2 separate regions of the Homo sapiens genome follow, and region 2 is linked to region 1. Evidence: chromatin loops called from intact Hi-C (ENCODE). Cell type or tissue: chondrocyte. All regions are shown on one strand. Each heading gives the region's core, and the rest is flanking DNA. Links, peaks and the distances in the headings are about the cores only. Region 1 overlaps TSPAN9 (tetraspanin 9). Region 2 has its middle 23 kb from the start of CRACR2A.

The links. Hi-C counts contacts between places; a loop is a spot of excess contacts. Peaks named below come from ENCODE experiments on the same cell type or tissue, not always from the same donor. Only the 100,000 strongest peaks of a DNase experiment are listed, where the experiment ranks them.
Region 2: a loop joins it to region 1, with 2.8 times the contacts of the local background. A loop is called at or near these places in 3 of 110 quality-filtered maps.

The regions. Positions count from the first base shown.
Region 1 is chr12:3,126,850-3,143,428 of GRCh38, forward strand. All of the region lies in intron 2 of TSPAN9 (tetraspanin 9), which reads left to right. Among named protein-coding and RNA genes, the nearest start is that of TSPAN9-IT1, 15 kb to the right of the region's middle. RefSeq lists enhancers at 6,254-6,548, 8,808-9,309, 9,310-9,809, 9,871-10,721. In chondrocyte, for the core only: a CTCF peak has its summit at 8,800 (motif pointing right); DNase peaks (open chromatin) are centred at 5,982, 8,032, 10,442, 12,172 and 1 weaker place.
Region 2 is chr12:3,768,215-3,784,793 of GRCh38, forward strand. No RefSeq gene overlaps it. Among named protein-coding and RNA genes, the nearest start is that of CRACR2A, 23 kb to the left of the region's middle. In chondrocyte, for the core only: CTCF peaks have their summits at 9,189 (motif pointing left) and 9,389; no DNase peak of the experiment used is centred there.

The DNA of each region.
Region 1 (16,579 bases), core at 4,430-12,429:
TCCAGCTTGGGCACCTGAGTGAGACCCTGTCTCAAACAAACAAACAAAACAACAACAAAAAAGATTTAATTGACTCATGGTTCTGCAGGTGATACAGGAAGCAAAAAAAATTCATGGAGTCTCGCTGTGTTGCCCAGGCTGGACTCGAATTCCTGGATCAAGTGATCCTTCTACCTTTGCCTCCCAAGTAGCTGGGACTACAGGCTTGGTAGCATGTCCAACTTGTGCTAGACTACACTAAATTTATAAATTTATATAAATATTTTTCTGGCCAGGTGTGGAGGCTCACGACTATAATCCCAGCACTTTGGGAGGCTGAGGCAGGAGGATCACTTGAGCCCAGGAGTTGGAGACCAGCCTGGGCAACATAGTGAGACCTCTACATCTTGTCCCGCTGGAAGGTCTTCAGGGGCAATACATAACGGAGCTGTCGTCTCCTGTGACAACAGTGCCTTCTGGATACCTTGTAAAGGACCTGCTTGAGGCCGTTTTACTTAACTTTAAAGAAAAATTTTTTTTTTTTTGAGACGGAGTCTTGCACTCTTGCCCAGGCTGGAGTGCAGGGGCGCAATCTCGGCTCACTGCAAGCTCCGTCTCCTGGGTTCACGCCATTCTCCTGCCTCAGCCTCCCGAGCAGCTGGGACTACAGGCGCCTGCCACGATGCCCGGCTAATTTTTTGTATTTTTAGTAGAGATGGGGTTTCACCGTGTTAGCCAGGGTGGTCTTGATCTCCTGACCTTGTGATCCACCTGCCTCGGCCTCCCAAAGTGCTGGGATTACAGGTGTGAGCCACCGCACCCAGCCACTTTAAAGAAAATTAATTAAAGGCATATACTCTAAAATAATGGTAAAAGTATAGTATAGCAAATACATAAACCAGTAACATAGTTGTTTATTATTCTTAAGTATTATGTACTGTCCATAATTGTATGTGCTGTGGTAGACATATTTTTAAAAAATTCATGGGGTCTTGCTATGTTGCCCAGGTTAGACTCGAACTCCTGGGCTCAAGTGATCCTTCCACCTCCACCTTCGTATTAGCTGGGACTACAGGCTTGGTGGCATGCCCACCTTGTGGTAGACATTTTTACACGACTGGCAGTGCAGTGGGCTTGTTTACATCAGCATCACCACACACACGTCAAGACTGTGTGTTGTTGGATTACGACACCTATGATGTCACTGGGCGGTAGGAATTTTTCAGCTCCGTTGTAATCTTAGGGGACCACTGTCGTATGTGTGGTCCGTCATTGGCTGAAGCATTGTTATGTGGTGCATGATGGTACTACCGATATTACAATATTGTTATTTTTGGCAGAGAGGTTTTTCCCATTCTTGTCTCTGTTCTCAAGTTGTTTGGGGTGGCAGACTGAGCCAGGGATGTGGTTCAGTGTCCATTATCTCATAGATCCAGGGCCCTGACCACTTTTTCTCCAGCTCCACCTGTAGGATGCCCTCCTTTTGGGCCTGCAAACACAAAATGGCTAATCTCACTGACTTTCTTGGATATTCAAGCTCAGTGGGAAATGAACTTTCAAAACACAGAAGGCGTGATTTCAGAGTGTCTTCAAGGGGGCCTTACACACAAAAGGAGGCTGGGCGTGGTGGTGCAGCTGTAGTCCCAGCTACCCAGGAAGCCAAGGCAGGAGGATTGCTTGAGCCCAGAAGTTCAAGACCAGCCTGGGCAACATAGTGAGACCCTGTCTCAACCCCTGCCCCAACAAAAGCCCCACGAAAGGCTGAATTACCCATAGCCCCCCAAGAAATACCTTCCTGGCTTTATGGTGAGTCAGGCACCCCTGCACTCTGCACGAGGCTGCCTGGGTAACCACTCTGTTCCTCACTAAAAGGAAAGACTAAACACTTTGAGATTCAGCACCTCATCACATCACCATCATTATATTTTGGAATTTTTTATTGTGAAATATACGCAACATAAAATTGACCATTTCAACCATTTTTAACTGACATTAAGTACATATACATTATTGTGCAATCATCACACTATCTCTTTTCACAACTTTTTCATCATCCCACACTGACACTGTGCACCCATTAGATGATAACTTCCCATTCTCCCCCTACTTCCAGCCCCTGGTTATCATCATCCATTTTCTGGCTATGAATTGGATTATTCCAGGTACCTCATGTAAGTGGAATCATGCAATATTGAACCTTTCGTGACTGGCTTACTTCACTTAGCATTGTACCCTCAAGGTTCATCCATGCTGTAGCCTGTGTCAGATTTCCTCCCTTTTTATGGCTGAGTAATATTCCATTGTGTGTATATGCCACATTTTTTTGCCCTTTTACCCAGTGATGGACATTTGGGTGTTTCTACCTTTTGGCTATTGTGCAGCATCGTATTTTAAAATCGAGTGCCCACTCTTCTCCTCTCCAGTCACTCCAGTGGCTCCCCACTGCCTGCACACCCACCCACAGGACTTTGCACAACCGAAATGGATGCACGTGTTAGTAATGTGACATGTGTTTTCCGAGGTAGTTTTTCTATGCATTGGATCCGTCTATCCATCCCCTTTATGAAGCTGTAAATGCTCAAAGGTTAGGAGCTAAGATTAATAGTTCCTTCTACTACCTCCTGAGAGTCTGTTTCAGGAAGTGGTAAAGGATGTTGGTTAGGAGTGTGGGTTGTGAGGTCAGACCACATGGGTTTGCATCCTAATTCCACCACACACAAGCTCGTCATCACATGTATCCCTTAACTCTTTGGCACTCAATTTGTCCACTTATGAAATGGTGATGTTGGTGGTAACTACCTTGTAGGGCTGTTAAGAACATTAAATGAGATAATCCATGTATAGGACTTGGCCTAGTGTCTGATACATTGTAAGCCCTTGAATGTTAGCTTAAGCAAAAATTAAGAGCTCAGCTTCCTTTCAGCATTTGCCTTTTTCATCTTCATAATTCCCTTGCTGGGCAGCTCAAGGGTAGGATGAACGGTTCCTGCCGTGTGGAGTGGCGTCCCTGGGGCCAGCTGTCCCTCGGGGAAGCAGTGACGGGAGCCTGGCAGAGGTAGAACCCTGTTTATTGTTCATCCCTGACCAACCCCTCCATGCCCTCTGTGCATTCAGATATCAGGTGTACTTGGAGGTGCCCAGGCCCCTGGGTCTTCTTTGATCCCTCCCTGCATCCTCTTTCTTGCGTGGATCACCGATGTGTGGGACAAACTTGGCAACTTGGGAAGGTCTCTGGGCGGCTGTACCGCCTCTTTGGCCCTCTCCAGGATAGTGCTGTTGGGGTGGCCAGAGGGTCGCTTCCCTTCTACTTCCGCTTCCCCCGGTGGCCAGCCCTGCCCCACCAGCCTGGGAAACCTGATTCCTCCTGCCCTCAGTGCCAGCGCACTGGCAGGATCTGGCTGGGCATTTGGCAGCCGCTTGAAGCAGCCTGCGGTTTCGCCCTAAAGCTGATCGAGCTGGTGAAAACGGAAGTTCCCCATTTTTCCCCCTCTATTTAACAACATTTCCCCAAATGTTTACTTGATCCTCTCATGTTTTCTTGTTCGCGTCAGCTACTAGCTTTCCGCTTGCTGGCCACAGCAAGGCAGGGAGAGGTTTGCTGCTGCTTGGGGCTGATTTTCTGCTCTGGAAAGGCATCTCCAGGTGTGACGGACAGCAGAGGGTGGGAGCTGGGCAGATGGTGTCTGGAGGCAACACCCCAAAGTCAGGTGACTGCATCCAGGTGATAGGGCTTCTCGGGACTGGCCTGGGGCAGGGTGGCAGAGTGGGCCCTTCCTAACTGCGTGACCTCGGGCAAGCTCCTGAACCTCTTTCGGCTTCTGCTGCCTCACCAGTGAGATGGGGATAATAATAGTACCGGCCCACAGAGATGTGCAGAGTCAGTGAGATAACCTACACAAAACGCTTAGCAGAGTGTCTGGCACACACGGCCGTGCTCTAAAAATGTGAGTTACTTCTATTTTTACCGGCAAACTTTATTTTTGCTGTTTTCCAGCCTTCTGTTTCTTTGCACATTTTCTTTTTTTGTGGCGACCTTGATTCCTTTAGGATCCCAGTGCTCTTGGATCACTCCCTTCTTGCTTCTAGCAAAGCCCACTCTCGGGAAGGGGTCTTACGTTGTAGCCGCATCGGATTTCAAGGGCAGAACCTTCAAGGTCGTTGGGGCCAGTGCCCGTGTGGTATTTGTTTTTGCTGAGCGGCTCTTTGCTGTGCTGCATCTCCTCGCCTCCTTTGACGGGGTACACACGCTCTACCTGCTGAGACAGTCTCCTCCATCTTTGTCATTTTCTCCACTTTTGGGGAAAAAAAAAAAGAAACCGGATGTTTATGGAGCCCTTTACGTGCCAGGAGCTGCTGGGCACAGTCATCTCATTTCATTGTCCCAGCCGGCCTTCGAGGTTGGTGGTGTTAATTGCAGTTTTTACCCAGGCACCGCGTGGTTGAGTAAATAGCCAGAGGTCACATGCAAGCAAGCGACAGTGGGACTTGGTTGAGCCTGGACATGCCGAAGCTGCGGCCCACGTTCTCTGCGCTGATGGTGGCGTACAGCAGCAGCCAGTTGCACAGGTGCTCCCATTAGGATCTCAGCCCCTGCACTTACTGGATGCCTGTGGGCCAGTTACCTACCTTCTCCAGCCTCATTTTCTTCACCCGAAACTGGGGGCAGTCCCATCTACCTCCTAGGGCTGTTGTGGGTATGAAGTGAGAAAATCCTCTAATGCTGATGAAAGCTTCTGGCCTGACCGTGGCAGGTGTGCAGGGAATGCTGGCTGTGATGTGTGCTGTGATGCTGGAGCTTGGCTTCCGGGAGGTTCCATACTCTGGGAACTTGCAGGACAGGTCCTGTCCTTGGACCCTCGTCGGATAGGCCCTCAGGTGTTTGTTACCAGGTATTGTGTCCTTCCCAAAGTCCTCGCAATTTTTTAAAAACATTTTTTTTCTTGTGGTAAAATACATACAAAATATATCATTATAACCATTTTAAAGTGTGTAATTCGATGGCATTTACTACGTTCACCGTGTTTGTAAAACCATCACCACTACTTGCTTCCATGGCTTCTTCATCACCCTGACTATGAATCCTGCACCCCTTACCTGTGACCCCCCAGGCCTCTCACCACTGGCAACCACTGATCTGCTTTCTATCTGTGGATTTGCCTCTCCTGGACATTTCGTGTAAATAGAATCATACAGTATGTGGCCTTCTGTGTCTGGCTTCCTGCACTTAGCGTATTTTCAAGGCTCACGCATGCTGTAGTGTGCATCAGTACTTCATTCTTTGTAAGGCTGAATACTACTCCATTATACCTATGTGCAATATTTTGTTTTTCTGTTCTTCTGTTGATGGACATTTGGGTTGTTTCCACCTTTGGGCTGTTGTAAATAGAGCTGCTATGAACATTCATGCACAAGCTTTTGTTTGGACACCTGTTTGCAATTCTTTTGAGCATATACCTAGGAGAAGAATTGCTGGATCATATGGTAATTCTATGTTTTAACATTTTGAGGAACAGCCAAACTGTTTTCCACAGCGGCTGTACCACTTTACATCCCTGCCGGCAACGCATGAGGGTTCCAATTTCTCCACATCCTTGCCAACACTTGTTATTTTCCTTTTTAAAAAAATTATGGCCATCCTAGATGTGAAGTGGTATCTTACTGTGCTTTGATTTGCATTCCCTGATGGACCATGACATGGAGCATTCTCCTTCAGTTCCCGCATTCCTGTTTTCTCCTGACCCGGTTTGAGTCTCTCCCACTGTTCTGTTCATGCTTCTCAACATGTGGCCCCATTTGTCTAGATCCTGTTTAAAACACCAGGCCCCAGGGCAGGCCTCCAGCTAGGTTGGGCGAAGCCTGGCGTGGACGACTCCCACTTCCCTGGTTCCAGATATTTGACTTTTTCCTATTCAGTCTCCTCTGAAAGGCGCCACCCCTCCCCAGCCCATGAAGCTTCCCAGGCTCAGGTTCTCCCATCCCTAGTGGACCGGTGGCTCTCAGCCTCATCGTCCCCACCGCCCGCCTGTCAGGTAGGTCAGGGTGAGGACAGGCGCCACCCTGAGGCCGCCACAGAGCTCCTCCCCGTCACCTTTGGGGCCATTAGGAAGCGGTCAGGTCCTGCCTCCTCCAGATTGTCTCGAGAGGCGTTGTAAGAGCCTCACTCCCCAACACCAGCAAGCTTGCTCCCTTGGAGTATGACTTGAAGGCACCATTTTATGTCTTTTGGGTGGGTTTACGGTTTCAGGCCTATTTCTAACTGGAATCAAAGACTGTCCCTCGGTGAAGGAATTTCAGGCACGAATGAGCAGATGCGTGAGGTATTTTGGGGGCAGAGAGTTTGTCCCTGTGCTCCAGAAACCACTCCACCATCTGCCTCCGTGCACAGGCCCCACCCATCCCGGAAAAAGAGGGGTCCTCTCCTCCCACTTCAGGGCTCTGTCCCGGGAGGCCTGGTCTGTCTCACCAGGCACTTCCTACAAGTACACAGTTTGGTCATCTGCCAGCAGTCTGTCTGTCTAAAGTGTTTATTTACTTTAAAATAAGACTCAATTATTATATAATTTTTTTTTGCTGTAAAAAATAAAATAACATAAAAGTATCAGTAAAATGTGAGGCCCCATTCCTATGCCCCTCTCCCAGCCCCAGGGACCCTCCCAGGGGAAATCACAGGAGAGCCTTGGTATGTATTCAGAATCCTTCCAGGCCTTTCATTCCAATGCAGTCATCTTCCCCCCACCCTCATCTAAGGGCAGCTCCAAAACAGACAACACCAGCAGGCTGAGTGTACCAAAGAAAACAAGGTCAGTGCCCTAAAATGATGCTGCTTGAAGTTGGATGAGCAGGTGGTTTTTTTCTCCCCAGGTGGCTCTGCTCAACTCTGGTGTGCAAACTTGAATAAGGGGTGACTGGGGAAGGAAACCAGAGTGCAGAGGGTGGAGGTTTCCAAAGAAACAGGTCCTGTGAAAATGGATGGATGACGGGGAGGAGAGGAAATTGGCATTAGCATCACCTCTTGATCACCCACCATGGCACGGGGTAATGGCCAGACAGCCACCCAGGCGCAGTTTCTAGCTTGACACTGGCTTTGCATCTTTTGGTGAAGGTAAGTTATTGAACCCCCCTGGGTCTCAGTTTCTTTGATTATAAACAGGGTCAGCGCTTAGGGCTGTTGTGAGGGACTGATTCTTGGAACAGCCCCTTAGAAGGTGTGTAATGTAAGGGTTGCCGTCCCGATCTTGCAGGGTGTCAGGCTCCAGGCTGGTGCTTTGCTTCCTGTGTCAGCTCAGCATGGATGCTTGGCCTTCCTCGTCAGCCTTTCCCGCCGTGGACTGTGGCTAAAGCAGAGCTCAGTAGGTCGCATTGCTAAAAACAGGCACCCCACTCCCAGGATTTGGGTGTTTAGTGTGTTTTTACTGTGTGAATGAATGGGTGATGGGTTGAGACTTTCTCCTCTCCGAAGATGAGAGTATTGTGGGAACAGTTACACAATTAAAGGTCACTGGCACTTTAGCAGGAATTAGTGTCATAGAGATTTTGACCTGAAAGGGACCCGAGATGATCATTCATTGTATAAATGGGGAACTTTGAAGGTTCAAGGAGGGAAGAAACTTGCCAGTCATGTCATACAGCCAGTTAGGGGATGGTCAAGGCTGGAGCCCAGCTCCCCTCATTCTGTCTGTCCTGCCTCATATCTGCAAGGGTCTGCTTGCCTCCGCTCGGGGCTGCTGCTTTGGGGTGGAAGGTCGCTTGGGTCAGAGGGCCTTGGGTCACAGGCAGATGGGCCCTCTGGAGGGATGGAGGGAAGTTTGGGGACAGTGGCATGGCCGATGGCTGTTTGGGGCGCCCAACTTCTGAGACAGAAGGCGGGAAGCATTTGGGGCCCTGGGATCCAGTTTGGTCAGGCCTGGAGAGCCAGCTGCTCTGCTGGTGAATGTGACTGTGAGCTGAGAGCAGGGGCTAGCTCTGCTGGGGAAGGTGGACGTATAGTCAGGCGATCACAGTCCAGGGTGGATGAGGGTGATGGCGTGCAGCGTGGAAGAGGCAGTGACGTTTGTACAGGCACATCATCCATGTATAGAAGGGAGGAAGAAGAACAATGTGGGGAAAAGCATGGCAAACGCAGGGGCTGGCTAGCTGTGGAGGACATGGGGGAGTAGGGGAGAGACCACTCGGAGGTGCCTGCAGTCAGGGCTGGCATCTTGTTTGCCTGTTCCTTCTCAGTGCCTAGGCACTGCATTGCTTTAGAGTTGGGGCAACACTATTAATTGATTGATTGACAGGGTTTTGCTCTGTCACCCAAGCTAGAGTGCAGTGTCACGATCGGAGCTCACTGCAGCCTCGAACCTCCTGTGCTCAAGCAATCCTCCCACCTTGGCCTCCTGAGTAGCTGGTACCACTGATGCACTCCACCACACCTGGCTAAATTTTAAATTTGATTTGTAAAGATGGGGTCTCACTGTGTTGCTCAGGCTGGTCTGGAACTCCTGGCATCAAGTGATCCTCCTGTCTTGGCCTCCCAAAGTGCTGGGATTACAGGAGCGAGCCACTGTGCCCGGCCACCACGTTTTTATTTGTTACAGGGGTGTATGAGGCACACTCCTTCCTTAATCCCTGGGAGGATAGGCAGCAGGCTTTTGGTGTTCTGTGGGTTTTTGACACGTTTTCTCCTTCTTACACCCTCTGCTTCCTGCTAGGTTCTGCCTCAGCCAGCTCATCATTCAGCCCTGGTCCAGGCCTGCAGGGTTGAGGGGCTGTGGCCCTGAGGCTTGCTTGGTGGCCTTCTGGCTTGTTGCTGTTCTTACTGATGTTGACCACTAGATGGCAGCAGGAAACCTATCAATTTCTCCCCCAGGTCCATCGTATTCAAGTCAAGCCCTTTGGTCTGGGTGGATCAGCCATCGCCCCTTGATGGCATGGGGACTCAAATTCCACATCTCACTGATTCCAGGATGGGTCTGAGGAAAGGCTGGGATGAAGCCGAGGCAGCCCTCTCAGACGTACCCTGTGTCCAACTCTCCTGTGACATTCTTGAGAAGCGGCTGTCTCAGCTCAGGTAGTCCCAGGGTTGGGAGATACCCTTTTAGTAGAGTTCCCACCATTGGGAAAATCTTTGCCACGTGTGCTGGCTGGGTTTTCAGTGTCTTAAAGGGTCCAGAAGCCGAGACCCAGTGTCCCCGAGGAAAGTCCTGTTGCTCCCCGAGGAGTCCCCAGCTTGGTAGCCTGTGCAGTTACTGAGGGCACTGTGGTGGTGGGACACAGTGCTCCTGGCCTGGGAGGGACAACAGCGTAAGAGCAAGGGCATGCTGCACATCAGCAGTGACGTGCAGTGACAGCAAACATGTAGGAAGCACTTCGTGAGCCAGGGATGCCCTGACTCCTTTGCTTACATTTATTGGTTTCCTCCTCTTTGAGGGGCAGCCCTGAATCCCTCCTAATCAGGTGCAGCTGAGCGGGGCCTTGAATGCAGGCAGGCTGGCTCCAGAGTCCCGGGATAAGTCACGCACCACTCATCGTGGGCATTCTTAAGCCTTTGCGTGGGGCTCGACAGTTTGTGTTACAGTTCACGTGGCTCTTCCTCAAATGCCTTGTCTCATTGATCTCCCCCACAGCCCCTGTGTCAGGTACTGGGGGATCCTCTTTTTTGCAGATGAGGAAATTGAGGCTCAGAGAAGTGAAGGATGCCTCCAGCATTGCAAAGACAGGACACCAAACCCTGTCATTAGATTCTGAGTCGGGGTGGCTCTCCTTTTGTCGTGAAGCGGGTTTGCATGAGTAGGGTTGGAAGGAGGGAGAGGAGCCCTCAGATGCCTGAGGTCAGGGCAACTGTCAGAAAATCTATTCTGTTCCCAAACCCTCTGTAAGAGGAACACATGTTCAGGTGCCCGTGGGAAGCTGAAGCTCCTGCCCAGCCAGTAAGTAAACAGGAGCTGGAGGGAGAGAGTGTGCGAGAATGAGGAGGTGGTGACCGCAGCCATCCGCTCCCGCCATAGTGTACCCCTCAGCTGGAGGCAGGGGTGGGGGGCACATTGGCTGGGGACCCCTCTAAGGCAGGGCTGGAGAAACAGCCCCCACTGTGCACTGTGGAGCCGCCAGGTGGTCCCAGCTGCCAGAACCCCTGCCCCGTCCAGTCCTGCTGTGAAGGCTTCGGGTGTGGAAGGGCATTGTGTGCTTGTGGTGGGATCTGAATCCCAGTTGGCCTGTGGAGCTACCACTGCTACTCTGGGATCAACTGAGGCAGGGGACTGCGGCCGGGACCCTCTTTCCAATTGGACCTTCTCAGGGGCAGGACCTTCCAAACTAAGGGGCAGCAGTGGATGGCTCCTGGGCTCCTTGTCGTCTCCTCTCTGGGATGGGTGTTCTTGAGGCCTTGGGCTTCCGCCCCCATCCCACCCTCTCTGGGGTGTGGACACAGGGCCCACTTGGGCATGTCAGCTTCCCTGGAGCTCCCGCAGCTGGGCCCTGCCCACGTTTCCCCGGGCCACGCTCTCCTGGCTGCCCCAGGCCTCACCACTCTCTCACTGGAACACATAAGTGCCTGCCCCTGGAGCCCAGGCCACTGTCCTGACTCCTCGCCCTTCCCAGAGCCCCGCCTCCTGCTGCCTGCCTCCCATGTGGCTTCACATCCTGCGGGTTTTTCCAGCTGACACAGCCCTTGTAGATACATACTCTGCTCTGGGCACCCCACATCCATGCCAGGCCCAGATTTGGGCCCCAAGGGAGTGCTACCCCCTGGGTTGCAGTTCAAAGGCTTCTGCTTTCCAGCCAGATGGAGGAGGGCTCTATCCCAGGCTCCAACATCCTGCTTGGCTCATCTCCCCCACCCCCTGCTCCAGCTGCGTCCTCCCTGTTGTGCTCCTGGCAGTAGGTTTGCTGAGAGGGAAGGGGGATTCCTTTCCTCTTGGCCTCTCCTCTCTCTGTTACATCAGCCTACAGCCCAGTACCCCTGGGCTCTGCCAAGGGAGGGCTTTTTCTTTTTTTCTAGGGGAAATAATTCCACCTCTTGTCACACGGATTTCTGCATGCAGCTCTTCAGGGGCTTGACTTCCTTCCCTCGTCCTATCCCAGGCCCCTTGAAGCTCAAGAGAGGGGCAGCTTTGTTTCCTTAAACAGGGGCTGCTGCTGGCTTTGAGCCTCCGAGGAAGGTCGTGTGAGGAGTCGGGTGTCTGGGTCCCGCTGTCCCCCTCACTGGCTGTGTGACCCCAGGACCATCCTTGCCTTCTCTGGGCCTCAGCACTCCCTTCAGGAGCCTAGGACTGCATTTGTCGTCCATGGGTGGTGAGGGGGCAGTGCCCAGCGGTGCCCGTTCTGGAATGGAGGGCTCTGCCCGTGGGTTTGGTAGTGTGATTTTTCCACCCCTGGGCTGGCCCCTCTGCCTGGGGCGGGTGTAGCTGGCACACCTGTTAGGAATGAGGCATCTCCTTAGTGCCAGGGAGACGAGAGCCCTGGGGCTGGCTGGGAAGTGCAGGGCCCAGCTGAGAAGGAGAGCGAGCTCAGTCTCCTCACTGCGGGTCATTCACCACCTCCCGGAGTCGGTTAGAGGAGGGGGCTAGTCCAGGGTGAATTGGTGGGATGGGAAGAGGCCCCAGTGCCCAGCTCTGCCCAGTCCTGTCTCCTCGCTGGGCTCTCTCCTCCCGTTTCTTTTTTTCTTTTTTTTGAGACAGGGCCTCGTGCTGTCACCCAGGCAGGAGTGCAGTGGGGTAGTCATGTGCAGCCTTCACCTCCTGGGCTCAAGTGATCCTCCCTCCTCAGACTCCCAAGTATTTGGTGTCTGGGACTATAGGCACGTGCCACCATATCCGCCATACAAAAAAAAAAAAAGGACTTTTTTTTCCTTTTTTTGTATTTTTGTAGAGATGGGGTTTCGTCATGTTGGCCAGGCTTGTCCCAAAGTCGTGGGCTCAAGTGATTCGCCCACCTTAGCCTCCCAAAGTGAGCCATCGCATCCGGGCTACCCTGTTTCTTCTTTGTTTTGCCCCATCTACCTCCTTCCCTTTGCTTGGCTTTCTTTCCCTGCACTTATCTGACTGCTGGCCGAAGGTTCCAAGCCCTGTGGGCAGGGTGGGTCCTGGACCCTGTTCTCCGCCCCTCAGCCCGTGCTCTGTTCTTCTCCAGGCAGGCGGAAAGCTGTACCCTGCTTCCCAGCTCAGAGCCCAGGGCTACAGGCTGTGGACGCCCTGAGGAGGGTTTCTCTGGGCCTGCTCCCCCACCCTCCCTACACGCTGTGCCCCAGCCCCTCCCCAGAACCCACATCTGGCCCAAGTGCTCAGTTTTCTGGGCTGTAAATTGCCTCCCGCTGCCCCTTGGCATCCTCTCAGGTTTCAGCTTCATGGCTGTTTTGCTTTTGGTGGGGGGCGGTGTCCAGGGAAGGCTCAACTTGTTTCCTCTCTTCCTCTGTCTGAGACCATGGAGAGAAATCCTTGGCAGGGTTGTTCTCGATCCTTCCGTCCAAGTGTTGGTGAGCTGTGGTTTTCAGCAGGTGGCTGAGTAGGAACCAGTTCTAATTAGATTTCCCCCTTTTCTGTTCACACCTCCCCCTCCCCCTCCTCCCCTCACCCTGCCAGTGGCCAGCCTTCCCCAAGTGTCCCCTGCCGTGCAGTGGAGGGGCTTGCAGTCGGCCAGCCTGGGGATGGTGGGATTCGCTTCAGGCTGCGCTGCCCTCTGCTCCTTCTTGACCTGGCCCTTGGCCTAATGCTCAGCCTCAAGGGTCCCCTCAACTCCCTGCATCCCCTCAGATAACTTTTCCTTTTTTTCTTTTTTTTGAGACAGGGTCTTGCTCTGTCACCCAGGCTGGGGTGCAGTGGTGTGACTCCCAGGCTCAAGTCGTTCTCCCACCTCAGCCTCCCGAGTAGCTGGGACCACAGGTGTGAGCCACTATGCCCAGCTCATTTTTTTGTATTTTTGGTAGAGATAGGGTTTCACCATGCTGCCCAGGCTGGTCTCAAACTCCTGAGCTCAGGTGATCCACCTCCCTCGGCCTCCCCTAGTGTTAGGATTACAGGCAGGAGCCACCGTGCCTGGCCTCAGATAGCTTTTATGTTCCTTCACAGCAGGTGACTCTCTAGCCCCTGCAGCTGACCGTCAGGGGCTCAGGCCGTTGCACCCACGTGGCCTCCCCAGGAGCATGGCAACCATCAGCTCCAGCTGGTCCCTGGGCAGATCCACTCTCCCCGCTGCAGAATTTGCTTTGCACTATCGCCTTAGCTCATCCACACACCTGGGGAAGCCTGCTTGCTTAGGCCTAGGAAGGGTATCTCAGGGCAGCCACCAGGACAGTCGGGTGCAAGTAATCATCAGATTACTACCCAGAGTGTGGCCCGTGGACCTGGGCTATCTGTAAGGAATTAAGTCCTGGAGTGGAAAGCGTGCATTTAGTAATGCTGTAGCGGTTGACCTGGCCCTGACATTTTATGTTGTTTAGTGTTTCCCAGGGGTAGCTCCAGGGGAGTCTCGGAATTTGGTGGTTGGTACCAAGGAAACTTGTAGGGATTTTTAGTCGACACTGAAGGACTTCTCTCATCGAACAAGATACGGGCCAGTTTGGGTGTTGTTGAAATCTGGAGGAGAGTCATGTGTGGTGCGAAACAGGTCACAGTAGGATCATGCACTGGCCCGGGATGGACGGGAAATAGAAAGCCTGGCACTGGCCACGGATCAGCTGAGAAGTGCTGCCCTCTGCATCCCAGGCCTGCAGAGGAGTCCCTGCAGGGAAGTTCAGAGGGTTTCTTAGGAGCAGCTGAAGGGATTTTTAGATTTGGTATGGGGTGGTGAGGAGGCGTTTGGGGTTCGATGATGAATGCCCAAGGAAAGTTCAGGATTTCTTGGGGGAATTGGAATGAGGAAGATTTGTAGTTTGGTGTGGGAAGTCAAAGGGTAGTTTGGAGTTTGAGGTAGGAGGACTCAGGGATGTTTGGGGTGTGGGGGCCCACAGGGAAGGCTCAGGGAGGGCACAGAATGCTGTGAGGTTCCTGGGAAAGCCCAGGGGAAGAGTGGGTTCAGGAGTGTGGACCAGGGGAGGTTTGGAGGTGACAGTGGGAGGCTGAGGAGAGATTTGGGGTTTTACTTGCCAGGTGGAAGGGCGTTTGGATGTGTCTAGATTAAGGACCAAGGGTGTTTTGGGTTATTGGAGAAGGCTGAAGGGAAGGCTGGGTGGGGAAGGGCTGTGGGAAGTGTTGGGGTTCATAGTAGGGGAGGGAGGGGGAATTTTTGGGTTCCATGCATGGGGCCAGAGGGGAGCCGTGAGATTCAGTTGACGAGGACCACGGGGCTTTGAGGTCCTCGCCAAAGGAGAGGTTTGAGTTTTGCCTTTCCCAGGGTTAGCTCAGCTTCCACAGTCTCTGTCGGCTCTCAAATACCCCGTGTCAGGAGGAAGTCTAAAGGAATCTTAACCTGTCCCCTTCAGACCTGCTCCTTGGTGCCAGAACCTTCTTCCTCCCTCAGCTTCCCCAACTCTCTCCACACAAAGGCAGCTGTGGCATGCTGTGAGAGCACACAGGGATCTTAACTCAGGGTGACACCCAGTGGCTTTTCCAGCCTGTTCGCCTCGGTCTCCCAGCCTGGTGGTGATGGCTATCCGGCCGGCCTCTGCAGCGCACGGTGATGCCCTGGTCTCTGCCAGCTCACCTTCCTCCTGCCCCGGGCCCTGCTCCTCTGAGGCCCACACATCTTTCTAGGGCCAGCAGGAGTCCTGTGTCTTTGAGGAGGCCGTGCGTGACCCCGTCACCCAGTGGCCTGTCCCTCATTCCGTGCCCTCATTTGCCCTTGGCTGTGTCTCGGCTGCAGCTGCGCTTGTGTTTTGCCCTGACTCCTCGGTGTGCACGTGTCTCTCCAAGTCCTAGATGGTGGCACCCCAGAGGCTGGGCTGCGCGGCCTCTGTGTTGTATCTTAGCTGCTGGGGAAATGCAAGGCCGCTGGTCTAAAGGCTTTTCTCTGAGTTGGGGCCACCCATGCTTAGTCCCCACCCACCAAGCCTGGCCCAGACCTGTTCTGTGGGCTGCTCTTGCTTTTCCCCTTTGCAGGAATAGCCCCACATCAGAACAAGTCACCTCCTCCCAGTGGCAGCCACCTCAGACTTGGATGCAAGGACCCCATCCCAAGTTGTCCCTATAAGTTTCTCCTGTGCCCGGAAGCCGACTTCCTCTGTCTGGCGCTTTCCCATGTGGCCAGCAGGTGCATAGCAAGGCTTGGTGTCAGGCATTGCGCTAAGTGTCTTACCATGGCCAGGTGCTCACAGGAATCCTGTGTGACAGGTGCCTTCTATGGAGGAGGAGACCAAGGCACAGAGAGGTTAAGGAAGCTGCCCAGTGTCACACAGACTGAGATTGTCACCGCTCTGCCTGACTGCTGCTGGGGTGACGCTGCTGGGCCCAGATGCCCTCCAGGGAGCCCGCTGCCTGCTGTCCTCCCTCACTGCAGCCTTTATTTTACCATGGAGTGTCCCCACCCAGCCACACCACTGGGCTTCCCACTTGGCAACTGAGTTTCCCCTTTTTCTCTGTCTGGGGACCCCTCCTCCTTTCCTTGGAAACTGAATGGGGCTCACGTTGGCCCCTCTGTGTGGGCCCCCTCCTCGCCTCTCGCCTCCTCCCTTCCCTGAGAAGGGCTGAAACCATTCCCAGGCTGGCCCTAGATGTGGGACAAGGGCTGTGGGATGAAAGGTGATATATAAATGTAAGGCGATGATTATTTATTTGACAGGGACAGCTGCCTGTGGTAAAAAATCTAATCTAGTAATCCTTTTGTGAAAATCCGATCCGAGGCTCAGCAAGCCGCCTGAGACAGCAAAAGGCCACGTTCCCTCCCTGCTCGCCCCTGCCCCCTGCGCCATGCTCTTACTCCTGGTGCCCCGCATCCCTGCCCCCGGGTGCCTGCGGTGCGTATCTCCCTGTGTGCGTGCTGCACCTGTGCATATGTGCTCTTGCTTTTGCTTTTTTGGGTTGTTGTTAACATCCTACATAATCATAGGACAACTGTCAAAACCAAGAAGTTAACATTGGAATAGCGTTATTAACAATAGATTTTATTTAGATTTCACTGTTCCCACGAGCGCCCTTTTTCTGTACCAGGAGCCTCCATTGCGTTGAGTTGTCCTGTCTCCTTAGGCTCCTCCGTCCTGCGACAGTTCCTTAGTTTCTCCAGATCTTTCATGACCTTGACAGTGGTGAGGAGTGCTGCTCGGTCACTCTGCAGGACGGTTTTTCACTCTGGCTCTGTCTGGCATTTTCTCATGGTTAGACTGAGGTTCTTTGTCTTTGGAGAGACCACTGTGGCATGGTGACGTGTCCTTCTAGGTGTGTGGCATCAAGGGGAATGTGATGTCTGTGTGTCTTATTACTGGTGATGATGCCCTGCTCACTTGGAGAAGGTGATGTCTGCCAGGTATCTCCCGTATATAAAGTGGCCCCTTTTTCTTTATAATTAATAATATTTATAGTTATATTAATCATAATTAATAATATTTATAATTATATTAATTATAATTAATACACCATTAATGTCTTGAGGGCAGGCACTTTGAAACTGTCCTGGTTTTTTCTCAAACCTTTGCTCACTAATTTTAGCATCCATCAGGGGTTTTTGCTTGCAGCTCTTATAATTGTGGTGT
Region 2 (16,579 bases), core at 4,694-12,693, 640 kb after region 1:
AGTTCGAGACCAGCCTCACCAACATGGAGAAACCTCGTCTCTACTAAAAATACAAAATTAGCCGGGTGTAATGGCACATGCCTGTAATCCCAGCACTTTGGGAGGCCGAGGTGGGCGGATCACCCAAGGTCGGGAGTTCAAGACCGGCCTGACCAACATGGAGAACCCTCGTCTCCACTAAAAACACAAAATTAGCTGGGCGTAGTGGCGCACACCTGTAATCCCAGCACTTTGGGAGGCCGAGGTGGGCAGATCACCCAAGGTCGGGAGTTCGAGACCAGCCTGACCAACATGGAGAAACCTCGTCTCTACTAAAAATACAAAATTAGCCAAGCGTAGTGGTGCACGCCTGTAATCCCAGCTACTCGGGAGGCTGAGGCAGGAGAATCACTTGAGCCTGGGAGGCGGAGGTTGCGATGAGCCAAGGTCGCACCATTGCACTCCAGCCTGGGCAACAAGAGCAAAACTCCGTCTCAGAAAAAAAAAAAAAAAGTGTGGTCTAAGTAAACAAAAGACAGAGATTGTCACAATGGATTTAAAAAACAAGACTGAACTAAATGCTGTTTATAAGAAACTCACTTTAAATAAAAAGACACAGATAGAATAAATTAAAGGGGTGGAGGAAAAGATGCCATGATGACATTACTCAAAATAAATCTATAATAACCATATTAATTTCAGACAAAGCAGACTTCAGAACAAGAAAAATTGACAGGGATAAAGAGGGGCATTACATAGTGGTAAAGGGACCAGTTCTCAAAGAGGACTACCATACTTGACACGTATGCGTCTAACAAGAGAGAGTCAAAATGTGTGAGGCAAAAACTGATGGAACTGCAAGGAGAAACAGACAAATCCACTAACATAGCTGGAGATTTCAACATCCTCTTTCAGTGACTGACTGATAGATTCAGCAGGCAGAAAATCAATAAGCATAGAGTTGAACCGGATAGCAGCACTAAACAACTGGATCTAATAGAGATTTATAGAATGTTTCATCCAACAAAAGTAAAGTACACATTCCTATCAAGCTCACATGAACATTCAACAAGATAGACCACATTCCAGGCCATTAAGCAAACCTTAACAAATTTAGAAGAATAGAAATCATTCAAAGTATGTTCTCACCACAATGGAGTTAAATGAGGAATCAATAACATAAGACAGCTAGAAAATCTCAAAATATGTTTCTAAAAAATACATGGGCCAAAGAAGTTCAATAGAAATTTAAAAATAGTGTGAACTAAGTGAAAATTAAATAAAACATAAAAATTTGTGGGAGGCAGTGAAACTAGTGCTTAGAGAGAAATTTATAGCATTGAATGAATGTATTAGAAAAGGAGAAGATCTAAAACCAACAACCTAAGTTTCCACTATAGGAAACTAGAAAAAGAAAAAGAATAGCAAACTAAGTCCAAACTGAGATCTTTATAAATGAAGATGAAATGTTTCTGGACTGGAAGATGCAACATTGTTAAGATATCACTTCTCCTTAAATTGATCCATAGAATCAACATAGTAGAATCCCATCAGGATTTCTGGTAGAAATTGACAAGTTGATCCTAAAATTTATACGAAAATGCAAAAGACCTAGAATAGCCAAGACAATTTTATAAAAGGCGAAAAAAGTTGGATGATTTGCAATGCCCAAAACTTATTCTGTAATAAAGGCAATGTGGTATTGGCATAAAGACAAGCATACAGATTTTTTAAATGGAATTTAGAATCCAGAAACAAAAGCTTACATTTATGGTCCATTGATTTTTAATGAAGGACAAGACAATTCGATTTGGAAAGGATAGTCTGTTCCACAGTAGGGGCTTGGGTAGGGATATCTATATGAAATAAAATGAACTTAGACCCTTCTCTTACATTCTCCTTAAACTCAAAGGGGTCACAGTCTTAAGTAGAAGAGCTACAACTATAAAACTTTTAAATGAAAATATAGGAGAAAAATATTTTTGAGAAATCTTCTGCAAATCTTTATGACTCCAGAAGGATCCATAAAAGAAACAATTGGTAAATTGCACCTTATTAAATTTAAAAACCTTTGTGCTTCAAAAAATAACCCTAATAAAATTAAAAGACCAGCACAAACTGGGATGAAATATTTGCAAAACATATATCTAATAAAGGTCTAGTATCCAGAATATAAAAGGTAGCTTTACAATTCAGTAATTATAGTAATTTTAATTACAACTGATTAAAAAATGATAGAAGACTTGAATAAATATTTCACCAAAGAAGACATATTAATAGCAAATAAACACATGAAAAGGCACCCAGCATCATTAGTCATAAGGAAATGCAAACTAAAATCATAATGTGGGTTGGGCGCGGTGGCTCACGCCTGTAATCCCAGCACTTTGGGAGGTCAAGGCAGGTGGATCATGAGGTCAGGAGATCGAGACCATCCTGGCTAACATGGTGAAACCCCGTCTCTACTAAAAATACAAAAAATTAGCCGGGTGTGGTGGCAGGTGCCTGTAGTCCCAGCTACTCGGGAGGCTAAGGCAGGAGAATGGCATGAGCCCGGGAGGCGGAGCTTGCAGTGAGCTGAGATCGCACCACTGCACTCCAGCCTGGGGGACAGAACGAGACTCTATCTCAAAAAAAAAAACATAATGTGATACTCTTATATGCTCAGTAGAGTGCTATATTCAAAGACAGGTAATACTAAGTATTAGTGAGGGTGTGGAGAAACTGGAATGCTTGCATGTTCCTGGAAGAAATGAAAATGGTACAGCTACTTTGGAAAATTCTTTGGTTCTTTCTTAAGTTAAACAAAAACTTACCCAAGACTCAGTGGCTTCACTCTGAGGAATCTATCCAAGAGAAATGAAAACATCTCCATACAATGACTCATAATTGAATGTGCATAGCAGCATTATTTGTACTAGCCAAAACCTGGAAAAAATCCAAATGTCTACCAGTTGGTGAGTGGATAAACCCAATATGGTATACTCATTCAATGGAATACTACTCAGCAATACGAAGGAGTAAAATACTGGTACATATTACAACATGAATGAACCTAATAAAAAGTATGCCTAAAAAAGACAGATGTAGGCCAGGCGCAGTGGCTCACGCCTGTAATCTCAGCACTTTGGGAGGCTGAGGCAGGCGGATCACGAGGTCATGAGATCAAGACCATCCTGGCTAACACGGTGAACCCAGTCTCTACTAAAAAAAAATACCAAAAAATTAGCCAGGCGTGGTGGCGGGCGCCTGCAGTCCCAGCTACTCTGGAGGCTGAGGCAGGAGAATGGTGTAAATCCAGGAGGTGGGGCTTGCAGTGAGCCGAGATCGTGCCACTGCACTGCAGCCTGGGCGACAGAGCGAAACTCTGTCTCAAAAAAAAAAAAGGAAGAGAGATGCAAAGAGTATATATTAGATGATTTCGTTTATAGTAAGTGTCCAGAAGAGGCAAATTATAGAGACAGAAAGCAGATTAATGATTATCCTGGGGAGGTGGGGTAGAAGTTGGTTTGGGCTGCAAATGAGCTTAATAAAATGTTTAGGATTATGACAATGTAATAAAACTGGATTGTGATGATGGTCATACAACTCTATACCTTTATTAAAAATCATTAAGTTGTATACTTGCAATGGGTATAAGGTATATAAATGACACCTCAAAAAGGCTGTGAAAACAAAAAAAAACACACAAAAACAAGACAAAACAAAGCAACCTGACTCTCAATACTGACTCAGCAATGGAGGTGTGAACTCTGGACATGCAATGACCAGCTCCTCAACTGTGTAGGTGACATCTTGTTGTGACATAAATTTTCTCTCCTTCCTTCTGACCTACACTGATTGCATGTAGCCCCAGTCAAAGCCAACCCTGCTCGGGCCATGCCCTGTCTAGCTATCCAATGTCCCTGTGCACTCTCAGAGTTTGCTGCCAGGATCTCTGGGACAGTGTGCCAGGTTTCCAGCCACCTGCTCAGTACTTTTCAGCATCACTAAAATGGAGTTATTTTTGATACCAGTAATGGCAGAAATCCAACTAAAATGAATTTTTATCTACAATCTTGGCCTTTACCAAAAAAGAACTGAAACACTGCACACACATATTGCTATCCCCATTTTCCCAGCATATAGTACCTGAGGAGAGAATTCTGGATGACACTTTCTGCCCTACCAAGAATACCTACCAAAATTCTAAAACATATTTGCTGTCTGTCCCCTAGGCATGAGTGTGTGTGTTTTGAGAAAGCTAGGTGGAGGATGAGGGGTGAAGATGTAGTAATTTGGTGTTTGAGCTATTGAGTTTAATTGAGTGATACATCTGTGCAGAAACGGAATGTTGACGTCATCACTTCCTCTGCCAACTTTGTTTGCTGTTTTTGTTTTTTTAAACGAAATAGATTTCTTTGGGGCTGCAGCTGGCTGCCTCCAAAGAGGGATCAAACCAGCTCACTTCCTGCTCATGCTCTTCTCTTTTACTCGGGACCCAGTCACCAGCTGAGTTTTTCAGGATTCTAAAATTCCTTAACTACTCATTTCATGTTTCCTTAACTACTCATTATGTGATTCTCATTCATTTCCCAACAGATGTTTGTTGAGCTCCTATTAAGTGCAAAAGGCTGTCTTAGAGGCTGTGGGGGATACAGAGATTAAAAAGAATGACCCTGTCCTCAGAGAGTTTACAGTCTAACTAAAGCAGGAGGTAGGGAAGGTGAGTATACAATAACTAAGCTATAAGGTAAGGTGATAACAGACAGACAAACTGAGATATCAGAGTTTCGAGGAAGGAGAGAGGCCTTTTAGCTAGAACGATCAGGAAAGCCTTTCTGGAGAAGGCGTGATTTGAATCAGATCTTAGGGATGGATATAATTTTGATTGACAGATTGCAGGAATGTGAGAAATATAGATGGAAGGAAATAACATGTGCCTGGAGAAAGAAGTTTTTAGAAATGGAAACGCACAAGGTGAATTTGAGAGAAAAATAATATTATTTTGCTAAAATACAGAAATTGGATTGAGAAGCAGAAGCAGATAAGTCTATAAATACATGCTGGAGTAAATTATGTAGACACTGAATGCCAGTTATAACTTGGACTTATCTCCAGACAGCCAGTGTTAACCTTTCCTTGACTCAAAAGGCATTTAAATAATAGGGACACAGACTCAGGCTCTATCTTGGCAAGATCCATAAGTTACACATGGAGAACCTTCCAGTGTGATCACAAGAATATAAATGGTTGTACTGCATGACCTTTGGGCCCCATTCTGTCCTGAGACTAAAGTTTAGGGGCTGTGAACAGAAAATGAACTCTCTCTTTTGGTGTCCTGGGTGGCCAGAGCTATGTATGGGTTATGGGGGAAAGATCTGTCCACCTGCAGAGGTGCCAAGGGCGTGCCTTGCTTAGAAGGCAGTTTCTTTGGAAGCTTAGAGAATGAGGACAGCTTTTTGTACAATGCATGGTCCCTTCAGATGGGTGGTTCTGCTTAGTGTTTTAAATACTGGGTGGGCTGGTTCTGCTGTTAGCACAACGATAGACAAACAGGGGGTGTGCACCTGTGCTGCATTAGGATCTGTCTCATCACTGCTTACTCCGCTGTATAGACAAAGATTCTTAAGTAATACCCCATGAAGGAACAATGAAGCCCCCGGCAGACTGTCGGAAGACCTTGAGAAGGCTGACAAATATGCAAAATCTTTATCAGCTTTTCCTTCCCTAGACTACTTGGGCTGGCTGGTGCAATGAATACAAACACCCACTTGGGCCAAAAGTCCTTCAATGGAAGCAGAAAAGAAAAGAAGAGAGAGGTGTGTATTTCAGAAAGAAGAACACAGAGATGGGGATAAATATAATCAGTCAGACTTAAGACTGTCATTAAAAAAAAACAGACATATTTTGCTAAATGCAGTCATTTCTCCATAAATCCAAAGGCAGCAGTTGGAACAGCTCTGCAATGGAAAAGGATGAGGTTTGGTGCTGCCTGTGATAGTCAGAAATGTCAAATGAACTGGGCCGGGCACGGTGGCTCACGCCCGTAATCCCAGCACTTTGGGAGGCCGTGGCAGGCGGATCTCGAGGTCAGAGATCGAGACCATCCTGGCTAACACAGTGAAACCCCATCTCTACTAAAAATACACACAAAAAAAAAACTTAGCTGGGCATGGTGGCGGGCACCTGCAGTCCCAGCTACTTGGGAGGCTGAGGCAGGAGAATGGCATGAACCCGGGAGGCAGAGCTTGCAGTGAGCCGAGGTCGTGCCACTGCACCAGCCTGGGTGACAGAGTGAGATTCCGTCTCAAAAAAAAAAAAAAAAAGTCAACTGAACTAATGTGTGGAGAAAAGAGCAGCACAAACATACCACCAGCGTTCTGAAGACTTCTTCCATTGCAATCAGGAGCTGAGGTTCAAATTCAGTGCTGCTCAATGGATTTGATGAAATATCCCTTGAGTTCTTTTCCTAGTTCAGCCACTTGGCAAGCTATATTTAACTTGGGACTTTTCTTCTCCTCAGCTGAACTAAATGACCTCTTGATATGGTTTGGCTCTGTGTTCCCACCCAAATCTCATCTCGAATCCTAATCCCCATGTGTCGAGGGAGGGACCTGGCAGGAGGTGATTGGATCATGGGGGCAGTTTCCCCTATGCTATTCTCGTGATAGTGAGGGAGTTCTCACTATCATGATGGTTTTTAAGTGTGATGGTTTAAGCTGATGGTTTTAAGTGTGGCACCTCCTTGCTCTTTTGCTCTCTCTCTCTCTCTCTCTCTCCTGCTGACTTGTGAAGAAGGTGCCTGCTTCCTCTTCACGTTCCACCATGATTGTAAGTTTCCTAAGGCCCCCCAGCCAAGCAGAACTGTGAGTCAATTAAACGTCTTTTCCTTATAAATTACCCAGTCTCAGGTATTCTTTATAGCAGTGTGGGAACTGACTAATATACCTCTGAAGCCCATCCACCTCTAATACTCTCCATTTCTTTGATTCAGTGAATTTCACTAACTGGGCTCAAAGTATGTTTAGGATGTGAAAAGTCAAGTGGTTCAGGAGACTTTAAATGTTTCAAACAACTTTATATTGGAAATATGGGGAAAATGCAAAATCTTGATCAGACCATTAAACCGTGATATTGACTTTACGGCATTTTATTTGATTGTATCAGATCAAACACTTTTCTAAAGGTAAGAGAGGAAACAGAGAATTGGAAATAGAATTAGAGAAAGCAACTAGACTCAGAAATAATGTCTTAAAATATGCCTAAATTTCAAAAACGTAGATGTCAAATGAAAATATCTACAATCTAATTCTACTTGCAAAGTGTTCTTAGAACCCTAGCCAGCTCTACAGATCAAGTTATTGTCATGCTTAACTCTCCCTAGCCTCACTGCTCTTGCACTCCCCCTTGCTTTATCCTGCTCCTCTCCCTGAATGTCGCATCACATCAGTGGCATGCTTATGCATCTAGCCAAGAAATACCTTTTACTGCTTTTCCTCATCCTCACACTCATTCAGTCACCAGGTCCTACTGACTCAATCTTCTACATGTTCATGGAAACCTCCTCTGCTTCCCATCCTGACATCATTTCACTGAAGCCCTCATAATCACTCATTTGAACTACCATCACAGCCCCTACATGAACTATGTCATCCATGACGTGAATTTTGTACCACGGTCTCTTTCAGGTTCTGAGGACACTGTGGTGAGTGAGAGAGAAGTTGCTAGAGTCATGGGGCTTATACTGTAGTAGGAGAGCCAGAAAATAAAACAACTAAGATGATTATAAATTGTCATGTTTTCTAGGAAGAAAATAAGCAGAGTGATGTGAGAAAGAGTAACTGAGCACGGAGGGCCCACAGAGACAGGCTGGCTCTAGAGGAGGGAGCTGAGGTCTGAAGGAGGAGAAGCAAGCATCCAGCCTTGCCCAGAGCATGCCAGGAAGAGGGAAGGATTAGTGCACAGTGATGGAGGGACTGAAAGAACAATGAGGCTGGAGTGTAATGAGCAAGAGAGAGCGATCTAGGTGAGGATGGGTAGACCAAATAATGGAGAAGCCTTTGGTTCTCAGATTGGAGTTGGGAACTTTTTAAAGTGCAATGGGTACTAACTGATAGGCTGTAAGCATGGGAGTGATATAATCCAAGTTATGTTTAAGAAATCACTCTGGTTGGTGTATGGTCAAAAGGAAAGTAGGGATCACAGTTAGAAAGCTACTCCAATAGTGCAAATGAAAGATCATGTTGGCTTGGGTGAAGGTAATAGTGGAGATGAGGAGAAGTGGATGGAGTCAGGATATGTTTTAGAGACAGCCCAGATGTGATGGATTGGTGTGGGGCATGAAGAAAGAAGAGGATGTCTAATGGGGAGTGGTTTGGATAACTAAAGGGATGGATGATGGTGACACTTACTATGCTGGAAAAGACAAGGGAAAGAACAAGTTTTAGACAGCCAAATGAAGACTGAGAAGGCTTTTAAATATAGGATGCAGTGGGTCAGAGGGGAGGTCTGGGCTGGAGATATAAAATTGGGAGTCATCACTCAACAGATCCTGTTTAAAGCAGCAGGACTAGGTGACATCACCTCTCATAGCAGCACAAGGGGGTATAGCTAGAAAAGGAAAGAGAAGAGAAAGGGAGAGAAGAGGTCAGGAAAACAGAGAGTCGGCAAAGGAGGCTCTAGTCTTCACAGCTCTAATCCATCCTTCGTATTGAGGCCAGAGTGATGTCTCCAACACCCAGCTCTGATCATGACTCCTCCCTGCCTAAAGCACTCCGAGGTTCTCTATTGCCCTCTCAAGAAAGTCCAAACCCTTAGCATGATATACAAACCCCTTCATGATCTAGACCTAACTTAACTTTGCAAGTTCATCTTCCTTGCCCTTTATCATAGCACTCCAACATTGTGTTATGATTATCTGAGTACATATCTGTTTGTGTTGTTAGATGTAACTTAAGAAAGACTATGTCGTTATTACCTTTACATTTCCAATGCCTAGCATAGAGTAGATAGTAACATTTGTAGGAATGGAGGGAGGGAAGGAGGGAGGGAGGGAAAGGACAGAGGGAAGGAAGGAGGGAAGGAAGGAGGGAAGGAAGGGACTATTTGTCATGTGAGAACCTTCATAAAAAGAAGAAAGCATGACAATTAGCACCTGTGCCATCTTCTTCCCTGGCATTTCTGGAGACTGTGAAATCAGGATGAAATGAGAAGAGCCCCATCTAGAGGTAGAAAGGTGCAGGAATGGACTCATGCATCAGAAGATTTTCTAGAAACAAACCGCTGACCAGGCAAAGCTGGAACTTACCTAAGCCAAACTAAACTTTTGTAGAAGCCAATTAATAGTAACAATATCTAGAAATCAATTCACAATAAAAGCTATTTCTCAAATACTCTATGGAGAAATCAGAACCAAAAAACACTGAGTGATCTGATCAATGAACGTATAATCTGCCGTTCCTCTTTGACAGTAAAGCCCTGACATTTGTGACTTCATACAACTGGATGTTATGAACTTACTAGGAGGTTCTAGCTATTTCATATCATAGTGTTTCCATGATAAAATGATGCTTTTGTGCTTGAGGAAATCAACTGCTTCCACTATGACTGCACTTTTAGGAGAAACATCCATTAGAAAGGAAGAAGACCCTGAGTGCACTAACACTCCTGCAGTAACGGGTGACTGATGTCTCAGACAAAACAGCTTCACATCTATCTGAACTTCATAACAAACTCACATGTACAACAACTCTGCTGATTAATTGTAAGTTGTCAGCCAGAATTGCTGTTACTGAGTGGTTTTCCTTTACAGTTTAACACAGGGTGGTGTAAATGATGGGATATGGATTGCAATATAAACACTGTGCCATGCCCATGTGAGATATCACTGCAGAGGATATTTTTATGTTCCTGTTTTTATTTGGGTCCCACTGCTTCAGAAAACATACAGGTTTGCTTTGACTATAGAACATCACATTCCATTCACTTATTTACAAAAGACCACATATATTGTGTTCATGGTTCAGTTTAAACCACTAAATAGTACATTCAATAGAAAGAAGAGTGGAACAGGAGCAAAAGACTGAATTCTTATCCCAGATGTGTGATCTCAGGCAAGTCATATAATTGACTCAAACATTGAATTTCTGAACAGGGAGAGTTTTTGCTGCATTCCTCTCTCTCAAGTTACTGTGACAAACAAAATGGTGCATATGAAAGCATTTCTTTAAATTTTAAATAAAATTTTATTGAGGTATAAATTCACAGATCTTAAGTGAAAATTCACAGGTTTCATAATGAAATTCACAGATCTTGAGTGTACAGTTCAATGAGTCTTGGCAAATGCATATACCTGTGTAACTCACGCTCCAGTCAACATAAAGAATATTACCACCATCCCAGAAAATTACCACAGGCCTCTTCTCAGCCAATACTCCCCACTCCTGCTTCAGATGCAACCATATCTCTGATTTTTTCAATGCAGATTAATTTTTTTTGCTTCTAGAAATTCAAATAAACAGAAGAATAAGAGTATGTATTCTTGTGTCTGGCTTCATTCACTCAACATGTCTGTGAGATTTATTCACATTGTTACATGTATCAGTAGTTTGTACCTTTTTGTTGTTGTCAATATTCCATTATTTATCCATTCTGCATTTTAAGAGTGAAGTTTGATGAGTTTTGACAAATGTTTACACTTTGTAACCACGACAAAGCAAGATAGTAGATTTTCATTCCCCCTAGAAGTCTCTTGTACCCTTTTACCATCAGTCTCTCCTCTCACCCATGACTCCAGGCACTACTGATCTCCTTTTTATCATGATAGTCTTGCCTCTTCTAGAATTTCATGCGAATGGAAACATACACTTCTGTGTCTGCTTTTACCTAGCATAATATTTCTGAATTCACCCATGCTGTAATATGATTGAATGAGTAGTATTCCAATGAATAAATATATCCATTATATTTATTATTATGTATCCATTAACTAGTTTGTGGTACTTCGGTTGTTTCCAGCTTGAAGCTATTATAAATAAAACTGCTAAGAAAACTCAGGCATGTCATTCTGCAGACACACATTTTCATTTCTGTTGGGTAAATCTGCAAGAATGGGACTGTTCAGTCATAAAGCAACTATATGAGAAACTACCAAACTGTTTTCCAAAGTGGCTGTTTCATATCTGCATTCCTCCCAGCAATGAATTAAAGTTCCAGCTGCTCCACATCATTGTCAACACTTGGTACTGCCAGTCTTTATAATTTTGGCCATTCCAGTGGGTATGTAATGGCATCTCACTGCAGCTTTAATTTGCGTTTCCCTAAAAACTAAATAATGTTGAGCATCTTTTCGTGTGCTTATTTGTCATTTGTATATTTTCTTTACTAAGTATCTGTTTAGATCATTTGCACTTAAAAACATCAGGTTGGGCCGGGCGCGGTGGCTCACACCTATAATCCCAGCACTTTGGGAGGCCAAGACGGGTGAATCACGAGGTCAGGAGTTCGAGACCAGCCTGGCCAACATGGCCATAACATTGAACAAAATATTTATTATTTCTTTATTTAAGAAATATTGGCTGGGCGCAGTGGCTCATGCCTGTAATCCCAGAACTTTGGGAGGCCAAGGCGGGTGAATCACAAGGTCAGGAGTTCGAGACCAGTCTGGCCAACATGGTGAAATCCCGTCTCTACTAAAAATATAAAAAATTAGTTGGGCATGGTGGCAGGCGCCTGTAATCCCAGCTACTCAGGAGGCCAAGGCAGGAGAATTGCTTGAATCTGGGAGGCAGAAGTTGCAGTGAGCCGAGATCATGCCACTGCACTCCAGCCCAGGCGACAGTGAGAGACTCCGTCTCAAAATAAATAAATAAATAAAAATCAGGTCATTTTTCTTACTGAGTTGTAAGAGTCCTTTTTATATTCTGGATACAAGTCCTTTATCAGATACATACTTTTCCAATCCCCTTACCTGGGCTATAACTGCATTTTTATTTTCTTTTGCACTGTCTTTTGAAGAGCAAAAATCTTTAATTTTAATAGTTTAATTCATCAGTACTTTGGGTTTGTACTTTTTGTGTCATATCCATGAAATCTTTGCCTAATCCAAGGTCATAAAATTTTTCTCCAAAAGTTTATTCTAGAGTTTTACAATTTTAGCTCTATGTTTGGGTATATCATCTGTGTTTTTTTTTTTTCTTTTATGAATAGTGTGACATAAGGGTTAAAGTTCATTTTTTTCTATATGGCTATCCAATTGTTCCAATACTATTTGCTTAAAAGACTATCACTTCTCCCATTGAACTGGCACCTTTGACCCAAATCGACTCCATATGTAAGAATCTATTTCCAATTTGCTTGTCCATCTTTATTCCAATATGATATTGTCTTCATTACTGTAGTTTTTAATATGTCTTGAAAACAAGTAGCATAAGCCCATCTAAATTTTCTTTTTCAACACTGTCTTGTCTGTTCTAAGAACTTTGAGTTTCCATATAATGTAAGAATCAGCTTATTATGTGATTCTATAGAACAATTTGAGGACAACTGACATCTTAACAATATTGAGTCTTATGATTCATAAGCATAGAGTTTTTCACATAAAGGTCTTACATGTATCTTGGTAAACTTACTCCTTTTATTTATTTTTTTGAAACAGAGTCTTGCTGTCTCATCTAGGCTGGAGTGTAGTGGCGATCTTGGCTCACTGCAACCTCTGCTTCCTGGGCTCAAGTGATCCTCTCACCTCAGCCTCCCGGGTAGCTGGGATTACAAGCTCGTGCCACCACATCCATCTAATTTTTGTAGTTTTTGTATTTTTCACCATATTGCTAAGGCTAGTAAACTTATTCCTAAGTATTTCATGTTGTTGAACACTATTGTAAATGATATTGCGTTATTTAAATTTCTAATTATTTGTTGCTGGTATATTGAAATACAATTGCTTTTTTTGGTATATTGGCTTTATATTGTGCAATCTTGAAAAACTCTATTCACTTTTTTGTAGGTCCTTTAAGATTTTCTACAGACGAGATCATGGTGACTGTAAAGACCATTTTACTTCTTCCTTTCCATTATTTCCTTTTCTTTCTTTACTGCATTGCCAAGAACCTCCAGTATAATGCTGAGTAGAAGGGGAGGGAACAGACATCTTTGCTTTCTTTCCAATCGTAAGGAGAAAGCATACAGTTTTCACTAATAAGCATGATGTTAGTTGTTGGTTCCTCAAAGATTCCATTTATTGAGCTTGAAAAGTTCCACTCTGTTCCAAGTTGGCTAAGAGTTTTTATCATGAATGAGTTTTTTTTCTAATGCTTTTTCTTCATCTATTGAGATGATCATATAGTTTGTCTTTTTGTCTATTAGTGTGGTGAATTACATTACTTGATTTTCAAAAGTTAAATTAATATTGCACTCCTGAAATAAACCCCACTTTGTCATGAAGTTTATTCTTTTATATATTGCTGGGTTTAATTTGCTAATATTTTTGTCAATGATTTTTGCATCTATCATCATAAGGGACTGATATGGTTTGGCTCTGTGTCCCCACTCAAACCTCATATTGAACTGTGATCCCCAGTGTTGGACGTGGGGCCTGGTGGGAGGTAACTGGATCATTGGGATGGTTTCTAATGGTTTAGTACCATCCCCCAAGGGCTGTCTTGTGATAGAGTTCTCACGAGATTTGGCTGTTTGAAAGTGTGTAGCACCTCCTCCTTCTCTCTCTCTCTGACTCCTGCTGGCCATGTGAAATATGCCTGCTTCCCCTTCACCTTCCACCATGACTGTAAGTTTCCTGAGGCCTCCCCAAACATGCCTCCTGTACAGCCTGCAGAACCATGAGCCAATTAAATCTCCTTTATTTATAAATTACTAGTCTCAGATAGTTCTTTATAGCATTGTGAGAATGGACTGATACAGGACACTGATAAATTTCCAGTAATAATTCTCTTTGGTTTGAGTATTAGGAAAATGCTGGATTCATAAAATGTGTTAGAAAGCATCATTTCTCTTCTACTTTATAAAAACATATGTAGAATCAGTATTATTTCTTCCTTAAAAATTTGATAGAATTCACCAGTGGTCTTTTGGGTCTGAAGTTTGTTGGTAGGTTTTAAATTAAAGATTTGATTTTTTTTTTTTTTTTTTTTTTAATGAGATGGAGTCTTGCTCTGTCACCAGGCTAGAGTGCAATGGCACCATCTCGGCTCACTGAAACCTCCACCTCCCGGGTTCAAGTGATTCTCCTACCTCAGCCTCCCGAGTAGCTGGGATTATAAGCAACTGCCACCACAAACAGCTAATTTTATTTTGTATTTTTAGTAGAGACAGAGTTTCACCATGTTGGCCAGGCTGGTCTTGAACTCCTGACCTTAAGTGATCCGCCCACTTCAGCCTCCCAAAGTGTTGGGATTACAGGCGTGAGCCACTGCGCCTGGCCCAGATTTGAAATTTTAAATAGATATAGGGCTCTTCAGTTTATGTATTCTTGTTTGGGCTTTTTTAGTTTGTGATTTTCAAGGAATTTTTCATTTTATTTGTCAAATCTATTGGCCTAAAATTGTTCATAATATTTCCTGATTTTTTTTAACATCTGTAGAATCTGTAGTGATATCCCCTTTTTCACTCCTGATATTGGTGATTCGTGTCTTCGCTCCCTTCACCATATCAGGCTACCTAGAGGCATATCAATATTATTGATTTATTTAGCAAATCTGCTCTTGGTTTCATTGGTTTTTCTGTACTGCTTTTCTGTTTCCTGCATCTTTGGCTTATACTCTTATCTTTTATTATTTCCTTCCTTCTGCTTACTTCAGGTTTAATTTGCTCTTCTTTTTGTGGTTTTGTAAGGTGAAAAATAAGATTATTAACTTAAAATTTTTTTCTTTCCTTTTTTTTCTTTTTGAGACAGTTTTCCTCTTGTTGCCCAGGCTGGAGTACAATGGCATGATCTCGGCTCACTGCAGCCTCCGCCTCCCAGGTTCAAGCAATTTTCCTGCCTCAGCCTCCCGAGTAGCTGGGATTACAGGCGTGTGTGCCACCATGCCCAGCTAATTTTTTTGTGTTTTTACTAGAGACAGGGTTTCACCATGTTGGCCAGGCTGGTCTCGAACTCCTGGCCTCAGGTGATCCACCTGCTTCAGCCTCCCAAAGTGCTGGGATTACAGGCGTCAGCCACCACACCTGGCCAAAATATTTTTTATTTTCTATTATGATAATTCAAGGCAACAAATTTTTCTGTAAGCACTATTTTAGCTGCCTCTTAAAATGACTTTTTTTTTTAAATTTTTTATTTATTTATTTATTTACTTTTGTGGGGGGCAGATTCTCACTATGTTGCCCAGACTGAACTCAAACTCCTGGGCCCGGGTGATCTTCCTGCCTCAGTCTCCTGAGTAGCTAGGACTATATAGACACTCATCACCATGCCCGGCTTGCATCTCACAGATTTTAACATGTGCATTTTCATTTTAATTCCATTCAAAGTATTTTTATATATTTTTATTTGTTTTTGACCATGAGCTATTTAACAGTGTGATAATTTCCAAATATTTGGGGATTTTCTGGAAATATTTATGTTATTATTTCTGTTGTAGACAAAGAACATATTGTGTATGATTTAAATATTTTAAATGTATTGCAACTAATTTTATGGCCTGGTATATGGTCTATCTCGGCGTATGTTCTATGTAGACATGAATAAAATGTGTATTATGCTCTTACTGTATGGAATGTTCTATAAATATCAATGAGGTCATGCTGGTTGATAGTGTTCTTTGAGTCTTCTATTGCACTATGGTTGTCTTCTATTTCATTCATCAGTTATTGGGGAGAATAATAATGAGGTTTCCAACTCTAATTGTGTACTTGCCTATTTCTCCTTTCAGTTCTATCAAATATTGCTTCATGTATTGCATTCTTTTGTCTTCTTGATGAATTCACCCCTTTATCACTATAAAATGTCCCTCTTTATCTCTGCAAATAGTCCTGGTTCTGAATCTACATTGTCTAACATGAATATAGCCATTCTAGCTTTCTTTTAATAAGTGTTTGTGTGGTATTTCTTTTTCCACCACTTTTAACCTATCAGTATCACTCAATAAATCATATATACATATATATGTATATACATGGTTTCATATATATATGTGTGTATATATAGTTTCTTGAATATAGCTTATAGTTGAGACTTGCTTTTTTTAATCCAATCTTACAATTTCTGGCTTTGAACTGCGTTCCTTAGTTTAAATTTGCCATCTTACTACCAGCTTCTATTTGTCCCATCTATTCTTTGCTCCGTTTTTGCTCTTTTCCCTTTGAGTTAATTGAATATTTTTTATAATTCCATTTTATTTCCGTCATTGGATTATTATTTCTCTTTCTTTTAAGGAGTTGCTCTAGGGTTTACAGTATCTATCTTTAGTTTTTCACAGTCTACCTTCCCATAGTATCGTTCCTCTTCCTCTGTAACATAAGAAACATACAACGCTATACCTTCATCCATGCCTTCTGTCCTCTGTGTTATTGCTGTCATATATTTTACTGCTACATATTTTATAAACTTCATGATACATTGTTTTTATTTTTGCTTTAAACAGTCAGTAGTCTTTATACGAATTTT